2 separate regions of the Homo sapiens genome follow, and region 1 is linked to region 2. A link is an interaction called in ENCODE POLR2A ChIA-PET data of the cell type or tissue named here. Cell type or tissue: IMR-90. All regions are shown on one strand. Each heading gives the region's core, and the rest is flanking DNA. Links, peaks and the distances in the headings are about the cores only. Region 1 overlaps PBX1 (PBX homeobox 1). Region 2 overlaps PBX1 (PBX homeobox 1).

Evidence for each region. ChIA-PET counts read pairs that join two places held together with the same protein. Peaks named below come from ENCODE experiments on the same cell type or tissue, not always from the same donor. Only the 100,000 strongest peaks of a DNase experiment are listed, where the experiment ranks them.
Region 1: POLR2A ChIA-PET joins it to region 2 with 13 read pairs; 2 of 35 experiments call an interaction of 5 or more read pairs at or near these places.

What each region holds. Positions count from the first base shown.
Region 1 is chr1:164,723,020-164,730,486 of GRCh38, reverse strand. The region is part of intron 2 of PBX1 (PBX homeobox 1); the gene reads right to left. Among named protein-coding and RNA genes, the nearest start is that of PBX1-AS1, 48 kb to the left of the region's middle. In IMR-90, for the core only: no CTCF peak of the experiment used is centred there; a DNase peak (open chromatin) is centred at 4,056; H3K27ac peaks cover 838 bases.
Region 2 is chr1:164,597,355-164,604,821 of GRCh38, reverse strand. The region is part of intron 2 of PBX1 (PBX homeobox 1); the gene reads right to left. Among named protein-coding and RNA genes, the nearest start is that of PBX1, 42 kb to the right of the region's middle. RefSeq lists enhancers at 1,077-1,841, 1,842-2,607. In IMR-90, for the core only: no CTCF peak of the experiment used is centred there; no DNase peak of the experiment used is centred there; H3K27ac peaks cover 1,694 bases.

The sequences.
Region 1 (7,467 bases), core at 1,362-6,361, 130 kb before region 2:
CACAACTAACTAATGTCATAAGGCCGAGGATGAGAAAGTAGCACTTAACTGTTTCATCCTCATCACACATAAAGCATTCCAAAGACCCATATCTCCTACTACTGAGGTGTGTGCTGGACAGGTCAAGACATCCATATGACTGGCTTCTGGGCACACAGCAGCATCACCAGGCCACAGATAAGGCAGGAGCTTCAGGTAACTGATCTGCACCAGTCTATTGCAATCTCTTTCCCCAACAATGCCACCAACTCTGGGACTAACTGTTGATGGCTGTATTCTTGGAATAGGGCAGAACTAATTGACAAGAAGTGGATTCACTAACTCCATGCTCTAACCAGCTGATCCACCTGCCATCCCTAACTTCCATTGCCTTCTGCTACTCTCACAGTGATTTATGGTGGCCTTCAGATATCCTGAAGCCCTCCAGGGTTTACCCCAACAATAAATGGCTCTGCTGTTTACCAGCTATATAACACTGGGGCAGGTTTAGAAACTAAGTCTGTTTCTAAATATTTGAAGTGGGATAAAATGGAATCAACATCATCAAATTATTGGGAAGATTAAATGAGACAACGAATGTACAATGCTTGCCACAGTGCCTGATGCAGAGGAAATATTCAGTAATATTTACTTATTATATTAATTATTGTTATAATGATTTTTATTATCTGTCTTTTGCTTATTATACTTATACTGAGAAGCAGTACAGTGTACTGATCAAAAGCACAGACTTTTGAGTCAGACTGCCTGCCTAGGTTGATTAAATATGCCACTTATAAGCTGTGTGACCTTCAGCAAGTTGCCTAACCTCTCTAGGACTCAGGTTCTTCTTAACTGTAAAAGAGAGATAATAATATACCTACCATATCTACTTCTTTCAAAAGGTTAAATAAACTGCCTGAAACATGTTGAGAATAGAACAAAGCATATACCTGTAGTAAATGCCAAATAAGTGCTTCCTATTAGTTACATGTATGTATATGTCTATATTATGTATATATACATATTTACACAACATCTTTGAAATCTTGATATCCATATTAAAAGTTTGTGTTAATTTGCATAAATAAATTCTTACAAAATGTTTTTGGATGATAAAGATAAGGAAAAAAAGGAAGGAAAAAAAGAAGCACAAGGATAAATAGCAGAAGGTAATTCAGTAAGCAGAATCTGTCCATTTCATAGTGAGCAGATCTCTCAATAGGTTATCATTTAGGGAAAACTCACTTCATATCAATAAAGAGGCTCAATTTGATGCAGGCAGTCTAAGATTAATTTCCTACTCACTGTAAGAATTCAACCACATATTTTTATTTTTTACTTTTTTAAACCTCTGAGGTTAGTTACCAAGTATTCCTGGATGCTGCCTTGAAAATTCTGCTTGAAAATGCTTGTCAACCACCTTTATTCAGATGTCCTACAAAATGTACTGAAAAGAGAAGTGGCTATTGCAAGTTGAACAGAGAAGAGTATAAACGCCTAACACAATGCTGAGGAGCCTACCAGCAGTAACCCTACAATTATCTTGTGGTTTCCTAGAAGTTATAATGAGCTGGCCCACTTGGCGTATCAAATTCCTCCTGACTGGTTTTGTAGTTCTCACCCATGCAGAGACACAGCTCTATGAAGAAAAATAACAGGCCATTTAAACTGAAATATGTTGCGGTGGGTGGGGAGAATATCGGGAAAGAGATGCATCCTGCAGTTAAAAATTACTCAACCGGTGTTATAAAGTTAAAAACCAGAGGCCCTGAATAAAAAAATTTTTATATACGCATTTTTGGGAAAATAATTCTTTGGCTGAGAAAGCTTCCCTCCTTCTGTTGAATGAAGTATGTTTAGTTAACATTAATGCCCATATTTTCTGCATTTCTTCCAATTTCATTATTCTGGCCTTGTCTAAATCAAAATACATTATAATTCTGAATAATGGGCTATCTGCTGCCTGTGGGGAAATGTTATAATGATAATAAATAATTTCTGAAAATTATGAATTACTTCTATCCTTTTGGAAAACAAGCAAATTATTGGTTTGCACAGGAAATGGGAGCACATTTGTGCAGAACCTTTTCAACACTTGTGGGCTTCTTGCTCACTTCTCCAAGAAGCAAGGCCTAAAATGGTTCACCAATCTATTTCTCTCTCTCTCTCTCTCTTTTTTTTTTTTTGTTAAGACAAGATCTCCTTTGTCACCCAAGCTGGAGTGTAGTGGCGCGATCATGGCTCATTGCAGCCTCGGTCTCCCAGGCTCAAGCAATCCTTCCACCTCAGCCTCCAGACTAGCTGGAACTACAGGCACATATCACCAAGCCTGGCTAATTTTTTAATTAAGACAGGGTCTACTATGTGGCCCAGGCTGGTCTTGAACTCCTGGACTCAAGCAATTCTCCCACTCTGGCCTCCCAAAGTGATAGGATTACAGGCATGAGCCACCACGCCCAGCCTGGCTCACCTCTCTTAACTATAACCATACCAAATGAAGAATGAATAGGAAGGCGCTATCTCCACTTTTTGTTCATTTGTTTCTTTTCTCATATCCTCTGCAGATGACGAAGGGAGCACACAAATGTAGACAAGTCACACTAAAACATCAATGAGGTTAAGAACCTCCCACTCAGACCAGGGATAGATAACTTTTCACAAGTACTTCCTACAGGTTGGGAGAGGGGAGTACTGACTGCTGATCTGGAGGCTGGGACAAAGACTTCTGGTGCACAAGCAAAAAGAAGCCTTATATACCATTTACCTGTATCCAAATTTCCAGCAGCCAACGATGGCGAAGAGCCTCATAGCAGATGTGGCAGTGGCCGCCACTTCCCATGACAAAGGGAGGTAGGCATGATTCATCTCTAGTGCATGGGGACGGTTGCCTTTTGCCCCAAATCAACTCAAGACCCCTTTCCACCATATGTCTGTATGTAACTCTAAATGCATCTCTAAGACTTAAGAATAAAAAGCCACTGCTACCTGGCAAGTGGATGAGGCAAAAGAGAAGACATACCCCAAAGAACTATAGCACTCTGCTCCAAATTACAGAACTTTCTAAACTATGTTAGTACTTACAAACTGTTAAAATCTCCTGTATAAGAATTACATTCCTCTGAATTATAACCTGATTTAGTTTTATTAATGTGACACAGTGAATGGTAAATAGAACTACTTAGGCATAATCCCTGTCTTCTAGAATCTTACAATCAAAAACAACAGAATTGTAGAGATTTTCTTAGATCATAAGGCAGATATTAAGGGCACACATTAAATGAATACATAAATTAAGTAAGTTAATTACTGAATTTCATTACATGTTCATTATGAGCATGCCAAGGGGTGAATGCAATAACTCAGGAGATGCTAAAGGGTCAACATCTTCATCCCTAGGGGTGTGTAACTTAATAAAAGACAAAGCTTGGTGTTGAGCTCCAGCAAAACCGTAACACCATATTGCACTGCTCAAGCATCTCACCAAAATGAAGTGATCAAAAATAGTAGCTGAGGGAACACAGAAAACCAAAGCGAAGGTTTCTTCCTGCATTATGGAAGCATAAGTGAATCTCTTGGGGGTAAAAACAGCACTAAGACAAAAGCTGAGCCCCAATTCTGCCTCCACATGAAGGGATTCTGACAATGCCATTTCGCCTAGAAGTGCCTCTGGAACCTCGATGTTCCAGACGGGCCTCTAGATCCCCTAGATGTGCTTGAAGAACTCTTTTTTGAAGAACTGTAAAATTGTTTCACAGTGTGAGGTACAGAGCTGCTTTTACTAGTAAAACATTATTTTGTCATTATAGGTTATAGGAAATACTTATCTTCCCAGAAGACTTTCTAAAGACCATTTTATACTCCATAGACCTCTATTTTATACTCAATAGATGTCAAGCGTAGTGCTAATTCAATGTGGTAAGTGGCTATGCTTACAATTTTATAAAATTCCCTGATGTGGCTTTAGCATGAATCTATTTATATCCCAGATGTGACCAGGATGTTTTGGTTAATTCATTGGTTCCAGCCATATTTATGGCTGAATGCCACATGATTGAGTAAACAGATCACGTGGCAATCTTTGCTAATCACTGTTTGCATGGCTAAAATAACTGGGCCAGCAGGGTCATTGTCTAGCTATTCAAGTAATGTACAAGTAGACTTAGGAATCATCATCCTCATCCTGTCCCATTTTCTCTACACTAAACCCATGGCAGGGAAAGACCATAGTCTCTGTAAATTTTAATCAATGTATTTGAATCAAAAGATTCTGTTCCTGGAGGAGGCAACCGTGGGTTGACCAAAACGTTTGTATGCAAAAAGAAAATGCTCACAGGTAAACACTGGGCACAAACTCTGATCATTCCACTATAGCTACAAATTATTTTTAATTTTGTTAAAAACAGATTAAGCTTTTAAGGTTAAAATGGTTATAGAAGAAACCAGGCAGTATAACACTTTTCCAGTAAGATAACATCTAATTCACCCAGGGCAGTCAGAAACTTTCAGTTGAACACAAGAGAAGAAAATTCCAGAAGCTCTAAGGTGGTTAAATTTCATTTCCAAATCCTGGGGTCATCGAAGACTCCATGTACCAACTGAAAAATAAGACAACCAATCCCATCATGGTGCCAACCACTCTAGTTGTCTTGGGCAAGTCACTTATTTATCCATCTTGGCTTTCTTGCTCAAAAATGATGGATAGCTACACCTCACAGTGAGGATTCAGTCATGTAAGCAAAGTGCCTTGAAGACAGGAAGCCAGACATTATAGGAGCATAATTTTTGCCCTGAAATGCATTTGGTATGGGTTGGGCATCAGATGTTTCTGATTTGTGAATTAGTCTGAGAATGTTAGACATGCAATGGTTTAAGGATTGCTAGGAGCAAAACAGAACCATGTTGTGTGTTTATGGGTAATCAGCCAGTTTGGCAAACCACCAGTGGCTGAAACTTGTACGGAAGCAGAAAGGCGTTAGAGAAGATAAGGCCATGCAAGCAGAAGCAAGTTAGGGGAAGCACGCAGATCAAGAGAGGAGCAAAGAGAGCTGATGTGCAGAACATGGTTACACGGGAGGCCCTTGAATCCTAAGGAGGTATCCCACTGGTACAACTTCCTCCTAGCGTTTCTGGTTAACTATGTGAACACACAGGCAGACAGATCAAGCCGCTATGTGAGGGACAAATAAACATACTGAAGACCTAAAAATGTGAAGTCAGCTGAGCCTCAATTCAATCCAAACCTTTGGGGGCTTATGCACCATTAGTCTGTATCATGGCCTCCAGTCATTTGTCCCTCTAGAACAGGAACTCTGAAAGGCCTGACAAAGAAGAATGGACAATCACAGATGCTGGTTTTGCCTTCTCATTCCCTGCAAGTCTACTGGATGCAGGAAGGGGGTGGGGGGTTCAAGCTGCCTGCTTAGGAGCTTAAACATGACAAGGATTTTCTAATGAAAAGCTAACCCAGAGATTCCTCTTTTTCCTATGATACCACAGCATCCATCATTCAAAAACCGAAAAAGGACCCACCTGTATAGGCATCTTTAAAAAGACAATAAAGGGATCCGAGCAATTGTCTGCAGAGTACATTGTAAAACACTCCGCAAGTTATGTAAACAGCCTGGATGTTACACTGCCTCTCACACCTGGAGAGGCAACAAAGATGAATGCTGCATATTTGCCTGAAAGAGGAATACAAGAAAGGAAGAGTGGTTTAGAAATTGCAGACCATTCCCCATTTTAATGAGGCACTTGAGTTGCTTTCCCCTCATTTTGTTGCTACTAGAATGGGCACTAAAAAAAAAAAAAAAAAAAAAAAAAAAAAAAAAAAAAAATCTGCAGCTATTGCAATGGGCATCTGTGAAGAAAAATAAGATATTAGACATGAAACATATCATTAACACTGTCTAGACGCAAGCTTGTCCAACTGTGGCCCATGAGCCACATGCGGCCCAGACCAGCTTTGAATGTGGCCCAACACAAACTTACAAACTTTCTTAAACCATTATAAGATTTTTTTGTGATTTTCTTTTACCTCATCAGCTATTGTTAGTGTTAGTGTATTTTTATATGTGGCACAAGACAATTCATCTTCTTCCATTGTGGCCCAGGGAAGCCAAAAGAGTGGCCAAGGGAAGCCTGGCTAGAGAAGTCATTTGTATTTTCTGTTTGTATGACATACATATATGAGAGAGGGAGAAAGAGAAAGAGCACTTACGGGTGAGAAATCCATGGGCCTGGAAGCTCAGTAGAGTTCCTGAATGTTTGGATTTGACTTACGACCTTTTGAACTGCAGAAGCAACGGTTCTGATGGCACGTTCTGCAGGACCTCCATGCAACAAAGACTTGTAACCCAGTATCACATTTTCTGTTCAAACAACATTCTTTTGGGGCCAGGGAAGGGTAAATCAAAATCAATTAAAATGCTTTTGAACTTCTAAGAAAGTCATTCCAGGTTTTAGTTGAAAGAACCTTGTTTCTGGTAAGCATACGTGTTCAGGTAGACCCACAGACTACCCCTAACCTGCATGCAGATTATATTATTTGGAAATAGAAGCTGAGTTCAGTAAACACTCCCCACACTTCAGCTCCTTCCAGGCTGTGGGCTCTGGCCCTTCTTCTCATCTGCACAGTTCAAATTAATTATACACTTTAATTTCATGAATTATTAATTTGATTCTGACTCGGCAGCTTATGATTATCCAGCGCTACAGACTATACAATTCCAGCTTCATTAAAACATCACCAGCTGCCTGAGAGACAGACATTAAATAGGGGAGAGCAATAATAAAATTAAGCTTCCGGCGCATAGCAACAGAGTCTTCCTCAGTCACAGGCAGTGCAGGGCTCTGCCGCCTGGCTGGCCCAGGCAGAAAGGAAAACGTCCTTTTAGACAAGTCCACGCCCCTTCTCTGAATGTGTTTCTTGGCCTTCCACCATGCACACAACCTCAGATGGTCAGATGGCATGACTGAGGGTTTGTATATTCATCTATCTATCTCTCCCTGCAACCCCTTTCATATGCCCGCCACCCCTGCTCGTCCAACATTAATTCTTTGATGACTGCCAATGCTCCAAGCACATCCAGTCTGGCCACCTCCCAGTGTTTGCGAGACTGCCAGCTTCTGGGAAGGGTTCACAACTGCTGACAGCTTAGCAGGTAGAGTGGAGCATAAGCCTCTAAAGAGTTAGCCCAAGAAACTCCTCTGCACTGTGCCTCTCTTCCCTCTCTTTGGCTTCTTGGTTTAAGAAGCAGTAGTCTGGTGCCAGGAAAGGGATTGGGTTTTAGTAGGAGTGTCCAATATGTCCAGTATATTACTTCACTATTTGGGGGTGACAGATGCATAATGCCCAATCTGGGTACATGTACAATCTGGTACATGATAGGTGCTCAATCAGTACAAGTTCCCTTACACCATCCTCGCATTTATAAAATGAGAGCATTGAGCTCCTAATCTCTAAAGCTCCTTTCCATGCTGATTTCT
Region 2 (7,467 bases), core at 1,367-6,366:
AAAAATAGTCACTGATATGAAGATGTCTTAGGGAAAGCCACAAAAGAATGACTCAGTTCTACACCAAGATGCATTTCCTACTTATTACTAAGAATTCTTCCTATTAAAATTTAATGCAGTCTTCTCTAGCAGTTCATTTTGTCTGCCAAGTCCTTTATGACTATTTTGATAAGTTATTTATTACATATGAATGCCGCTATAATAAGTGGATAGCATAGGCAACGGCTCTCAGGACAGAATAAAAAAGGGTCATGTCCAGCCTTCATTTGTTAAGGCCAAATCACTAGATCCTGTGACCAGTAGTTATCACTGAGTGCTGGCCTGACTGGCAGGGCATCCTGGCACACAGTAGGCACTCAATACATGTAACTGCTGAATGCACAAATGAATGAATGTCAGGGTGGAAGGGACCTCAGATTGTAACCCTTAGAGTAATGGGAACACTGTGCAATAATGATGAAACACAGGTGGATACAAAGGCAAGCAACCAAACATAGTGTGGTCAAGAACAACTTACATATCCTCTGTGAGGCTTTGTCACTTCATTTCTAAAATGGAAGTGGCAATAGAATTAAATGATAGGCCGGACGCAGTGGCTCACGCCTGTAATCATAGCACTTTGGGAAGCTGAGGCAGGCGGATTGCCTGAGCTCAGAAGTTCGAGACTAGCCTGAACAACATAGTGAAACCTCATTTCTACTAAAATACAAAAGATTAGCTGGATGTGGTGGCACACACCTATAGTCCCAGCTACCTGGGAGGCTGAGGCAGGAGAACTGCTTGAACCTGGGAGGCAGAGGCTGCAGTGAGCCGTGATCGTGCCACTGCACTCCAGCCTGGGTGACAGAGACTCATCTCTAAAAAAAAAAAAAAAAAAAAAAAAAAAAAAAAATGAAATGACATAATGTACAGAGTGTCTTGCATTAATGTCTAGCAAACAGTATCTGCTTAAAATTATTATCTGTTATTATTTCATAGATAGATACAATTCAGGTACTAAACTGAAAAGTATAAAACATCAGACTAAACTTAAAACTTGAAATGTATAAAAGAGATGTCTCTAGGAAATAGTATAAACTCAGGACATGACTTATGTAGGTATCCTCCATACAGTTTATTGTAAGCATTCTATTTGAGTAGAAATGATGTTTGGTAAAGGTAATCACACCTTAAACAAACTGAAAAGTCTGTTATCTAAAAATAATGCAGTACTTTGATGGCTTACATATTGTAGCTTAAAAACACATATTACATTGAATTATACAAGGATTTCTTTTGGAAGTGTTTATTTGTATATGTATCTGTGGATCTGTATTTTCACATAATGGAGTTGCTTAAAGTGAAGATTATCCCATATCCAGGTATAATTATACCAGCACTGTGAAAGTCCTCTAGCTACATCTGGCCAGGTCCTCCAGGACAAATCCGCATTATTTTGCCCTAATTTTAATTTTTAATACATGGGACAGAGTCAAAGTTTCTCCATATTCTGTTTAACTCAGGCAGTTATTCAAAATTCCTGTCTTTTGCAAACATCAATTTCAACCTTGACTTAAAGAGAAAGAAATGAAGCAAACACAAAGAGATAAAAGGAAAAGCAGAAAAAAATAAAATGCACCCTTTTGGCCCTGCTTTCTACAGGAAAAGAAAAAAAAAAATGCTGCTTCCCTAGCCTCATTCTGACTCTGTTCCTCATGGTTACTTTCAGAAAAAGCCAAAGGGGTAGGGGTGGAGTGGGTATGGAAGAAGGAAGGGAAGGGACGGATTATAAGGAAGGTAGGGGAAAAAATAGCTGCAGAAGAAAAGACGAAAAAAGAAGAAAGGAGAGCTGAAACCCGACACTCAGGAACTCAGGCCTCCAGCAAGAGACTTCTTGGACAGCAAACCTGCCAGCCGGGACGGGACGTGGACTGGTTCCAATGGCAGCCTTCATTAACGCTTCATACACTCAGCCCTTAATTTACAACCGTTTAACGGCAAACATTCCACAAGTACCTTTGAGGGCAGAAAGAAATCTAAGAGAAATTAGGTGCCTAGAGAGCTCCCCTCAAAGGCAAGAGCCCTTTCGTGCAAGTAAGCAATTTTGCTGCCTCCCATTTTTTTTTTTTTTTTCAATCTGTTTGGGACTTTGAGGGCTGGGGTGGGAAGGTAGTGGAATGGAATAGATAAACAGCCAGTCAAGAGCTGTGGGGAGGTTGACAGAATTGGGGTGCAGGTACATGTAGGATACACAGAAGCTTTGTGTCTGTGGAGGCTGTATGAGTCTGTGGGTGAGCAGCATGTCTAAGTGGGTGGAAACATGTATAGCTAAAGGCAGGAACTCTTCCCATACAGCTAAACCCTTGTTCAAGCAATTTAAATAAACAAGAACATTTTAAAAAATTAAAACCCCACTAAAACAATCCTTGTGGAGCAGTTTTCTTGAGTGCTTAAGTAGAGACCAGATTCAAAAAAGGATTAAGAGAATGTCGCATAACCAAGCTGCAGAAACTGAAACCGAGCGGGGTGTGAGGGGAGATGGCTTGGAGGGTGGGGCCCTCCCATAGCAATTTCAGCAAGCCTTTCTAGTCATCCCTTAAGCTTTGTTTCCCTTCAGCCCATACCTGTGCGTACTGTAAACAACTCACACATGGTTGTAACTAGCCAGGGCCCAGAACTGGTTAGGCAGCTTTTCTCCCAAGGCCACAGTGAAGAATCAGTCTCAGCCAAAACACAGGAGTCCTGGAAAGAAGACTTGAACTCCCTCTTTTCTGGCAGGAGAATGGGGAAAGGGAGGCTAAACAGATTACCTTTTAACTAACAACTTTATCTAAACGGATTAACATTGAAGATTAACCTTCCTGGAGCCACAGAGCTGAATCCCCACTCCTAGGGTGCATGGCTGAGTGGAAGCTGGTCTCTGCTCTCAGCCAGGATCTGGTTCCAACCTCTGTCTGAAACGGAGGGCAGTATCTTAGCTAACTTCCTTTTAAAGGTGCTCTCTCAAGTCTCTCCAGAATGGGCTCCATGGAAAGTTAATCCCACAGGCTAAGGGGTCTCATCTTCACAGTATCCAACTGCAGCATTTAAATGCACTTCATCTTCCCTGGAACAACAGGAAAATACAGTGAAAGCTCAAAATGAGGCAGGTGACAGGGACTGGGAAGAAGGGCTTGTACTAAGCGTGGAACAGGTGAGATGCAACACCATGCCCTGTTCTGCCAAAATTAAGACCCTCCTGCCACAGTTTAAGCTAAAGTCTGTGTACTCCCTCATTCCCACCTCCTCCAGAAAAGGGCACTTGCATGCTTTCTGTTAAAGTGAGATGGTTTTTTCCCCTATTCCAGTGGAATACGGTAAAATCCTTATCCCTTCATAATGGGCTTACCTGAAAGTGAATGAGGCTTCCTGGGAAAACCCTTCTAAAGGAGTGTCGGATGCCTCAGAAAGAACTAGAGTTACCTTCCTCCTTTCTGTTTCATCAAAATCATAGCAGTTTCTTAGCTTAGGGACTCTAAAGGTGGTTGCTATTGAACTGTGAATCTGGTTAATCTCAGGTTAAGTTCACCTCTGTGTCTGCTTTTTTTTTTTTTTTTTTTTTTTTTTTGAGACAGAATCTTGCTCTGTCGCCCAGGCTGGAGTGCAATGGCACAATCTCGGCTCACTGCAACCTCGGCCTCCCAGGTTCAAGCAATTCTTTCTCAGCCTCCCGAGTAGCTGGGACTACAGGCGCCCACCGCCACGCCCGGCTAATTTTTGTATTTTTAGTAGAGACGGGGTTTCACCACACTGGTTAGGCTGGTCTCAAACTCCTGACACCTCAGGTGATCTGCCCGCCTCGGCCTCCCAAAGTGCTGGGATTACAGGCATGAGCCACTGCGCCCAGCCCTGTGTCTGCTATTCTGAGAGCAGAAGAATCTCCAATTTTTATAAAATGCAAGCCATTCCTCAGGTATGAAGATGACAACCTCTGGCCCATTAGAAGTGAGTTGTTTGGATTACTTCAGTGGCTGGATCAATCTTGATCGGTGTGACCAGAAGCAAACGTGTCTGAGATGGCTTGACCACTTTAGGGATGAAGTCTGTGGCCAATGAATGCAGTAAATAAACTAACAGGCCCACAAGGGATTGAGCCCCTAGTCATGTGTTTACTAGCCCGGTGCTTTAACCAGTTAAGCTACACTGTGTTAAACAGGCATGGGGCTGCCTCAGGAATCAAATGTGCCAAAAGCTCTGTTTGCCTTTTGTGGCAAGAGAGGGAATGCAGGCAGACTTTAGTTAAAAAGCAGTAGTAGGCTAGGCGCAGTGGCTCACGCCTGTAATCCCAAAACTTTGGGAGGCTGAGGCGGGTAGATCACCTGAGGTCAGGAGTTCGAGACCAGCCTGACTAACATTGTGAAACCCCATATCTACTAAAAATACAAAAATCAGCCGATGGTGGCGGGCACCTGTAATCCCAGCTACTCGGGAGGCTGAGGCAGGAAAATCACTTGAACCCAGGAGGTGGAGGTTGCGGTGAGCCGAGATCACGCCACTGCACTCCAGCCTGGGCGACAGAGTAAGACTCTGTATCAAAAAAAAAAAAAAAAAAAAAAAGCAGCAGCATACTTTAGGCTCTTAATATTTTCATTATTTTAGTCTAGCCTTACAGAAGCAATACATCTTGGATTTTTTAACACAGTCCTGACTCAAGTATCCCATTTAAATTTTCCCATAATTATACTCACAATTGTAAGACCAAACAGACTAAATTGAGATTTAGGAAATGGGAACACCATATTTAAAGTACTCAACATTAGGACAGGTGCTTCAGATGCCAGGACGATTTGGGTCTTAGCATTGCCCCTAAACTGGCAGCTGTGAATTAAAATTTGGTTTGGAAAAGAATTGCTCATGAGGTCTGAGTTGCACACACACTGGCTTCAACTTTTGTTGGCTTGTTTCAAAAGAGCACAGAAGCTTTTTAAGAAAAGAAGAAAAAAAAAGCGGGGAGAGGGGGTTTGTACAAAGCCAGCTCTTTGCTTAGCAAACCAGTAGGAAAAATAAAATGAAAGAACACATATGCAAAGATGTATTTCCAGTTTTCACTCCAGCAGTAGGCTTTTGGAAGGGCACAACCCATTGAATCTAAGCTTCCCTAAGCATTTATATTATATAACAGAGCAAGAAATGAGACAAGTGTCCCTACAGTCGCCAGGCATCCTGTGTCCAAACCCCATTCCCAGTTATCCCCATGCCAGGCCTGTGCCCCTCCCCTCCTGAGGGACAGTCCCACTCCAGGCAGCTTTTATAACAAGTCTCAACCCTCAAAAGAAAAACAATGGGTTTGAACTATTAACCCTTCCCCAGAAAGGACTAAAATTAAGAAGAGGCCGCTGGCAAAATGTTCACATGGGAATACTGTAAAAAATAACAAGGTAAATATGCGCCCACAATTGCAGATTTGCCCGAAGAAAGAGAAAAGAAACAAAAATGGAGGGGGGTGTGGCTGAGCAGTAGAAGACGACTGGAAGGTCAAGCTCAGAATCTATTAAGAAAGAATTATACCTGCACATCATGTATCCCAGAACTTAAAATTAATAATTAATTAATTTTAAAAAAAAAGAATTACACAATTTAGAAAGAACTGGAGTTCATGCTGGTCTCAGAGGGGAGCAAAGTTAGAGTAGTGTTAGACATGAGATCTATTGGGAGAGAATGAAAAGAGGGGCAAAATCATCTGATAAAGCTACTGGCAGAAACACTCTTCTTTGCAAAAAAAAAAAAAAAAATCAGGAGGAAAAAAGAGACAGAAAATAAATCTGGTGTAAAGAAACACCGTGATGTCTATCAGCAGGGCGGGGTTGGTCAGGACATAGACTGGAGCTGGACAAACCAGGATTCAAATTAACGCTCAGCCACACACCTGTTGAATAACCTGGGGCAACTGAGCCTCTGTTTTCTTTTATGTAAAAGTGGGATAATGATCCCTCCCCTTCCTACCTCCGGGTAGTTTTAAAGGTCAAATCTAATCACATAAATGAAATATGCTATACGCTCCGAGGTATGACACAATGTCAAGCTATTTCAGGTGTAAGGCTCTTTATGAAAAATTTGGCTGCCCAGGTAGCTCTTCTAAAAGTTAAAAAGAATAAAAAAGGCAGAGTGTCATTGGAAAGGGTGGTGCTTGTTGCTCAGAAAGGATAAGAACCAATGACAAAATCAAATGCAATCAGGTTTTTCAAGGAATTTACCACATACTGAGAGTTCCAGTAATCCAACAGAAAATCAACAAACACTAGTATGTTCCTCAGAGAACTCTGGGAATTAAACTAGTTCAGCTCAACTGATGTCTCTCCTATCTCTAAGAGTGCCGGTAGTCATCCATCCACAAGGTTTGGACTGGAGAGATACACAAAGAAGCCCTAAGACAATGGAAGACAATGACTTAACCCTCCACAGTGTGCCTTGGTCTCGACACCTAACTCCTGTCTGAAATTTTCCAGCTCTGGTCTCTACCACCCTCTAGGAAGGGAGGGAACAAAGGAAGGAGAAAGGGGAAAGAGAGAAAAGAAAAAAAGAATTCTTACTCTAGTAGCCAGATAAAAACAAACAAACTGGCTATGGTTTGAATATGTCTCCCAAAAATTCATGTGTTGGAAACTGAATCCCTCTGCCCTCACGAATGGATACAAATGGATTAACATTGCTATCCTAGGAGTGGGTTTGTTACTGTGGGAATTGCTTTGTTATAAAAGCAAGCAGTCTGGCTCTCTTGCTCCTGCCCTCTCACCATGTGATGAACTCCACCATGTTACCAAGAAGGCCCTCACCAAATGCCAGAGCCATGCTCTGGGACTTCCCATTCTCCAGAACCACAAGCCAAATACACTTCTTTGTGAATTCCCCAGTCTGTGGTATTGTTATACCAACAGAATATGGACTAAAATACCAGGAGAACCAGAAACCCAGGAATTGGGGAACTCTCCAGAAATGTACAGCAATAATTAATTTAAGTCTCTTAAATTAATTATTTATTTAATTTTTAAATAAAAAATTTAAGGCCAAGGCATCTTAAAGGCCCAGAGTTATAACCTACAAACTCTCCTGAGGTATTATATTTACAACATGGCTGCGAGACCCCAAAACGAAGGCCATAAAAAGTCTATTCTTAAAGGTAATGTCCTAAAATATAGCAGAAACTTCACAAATTCATGGAGAAAAAGTACATACCAGGTCCTGGCTTCAAGGCAATAACTTTAGAATTATCATAGGTGGGAACAACAAGATGAATATCATGGTCCTCTGAAGGCTGTATAAAGATTTGGGAAATTCTTGATCCTTGGCCAACAAATTTCAAAGTGTGGTAGAAAATTATCTCTGCACCCCCAAATAGCTCCATTTCAATACCATTATTCCAAGAAAACTAGATAGTTCCACGTCGTCATAGAACTATGTTATATTTTCCAAGTGTCAACCCTTGATGTCACCATCTACTTACAAAGGAGA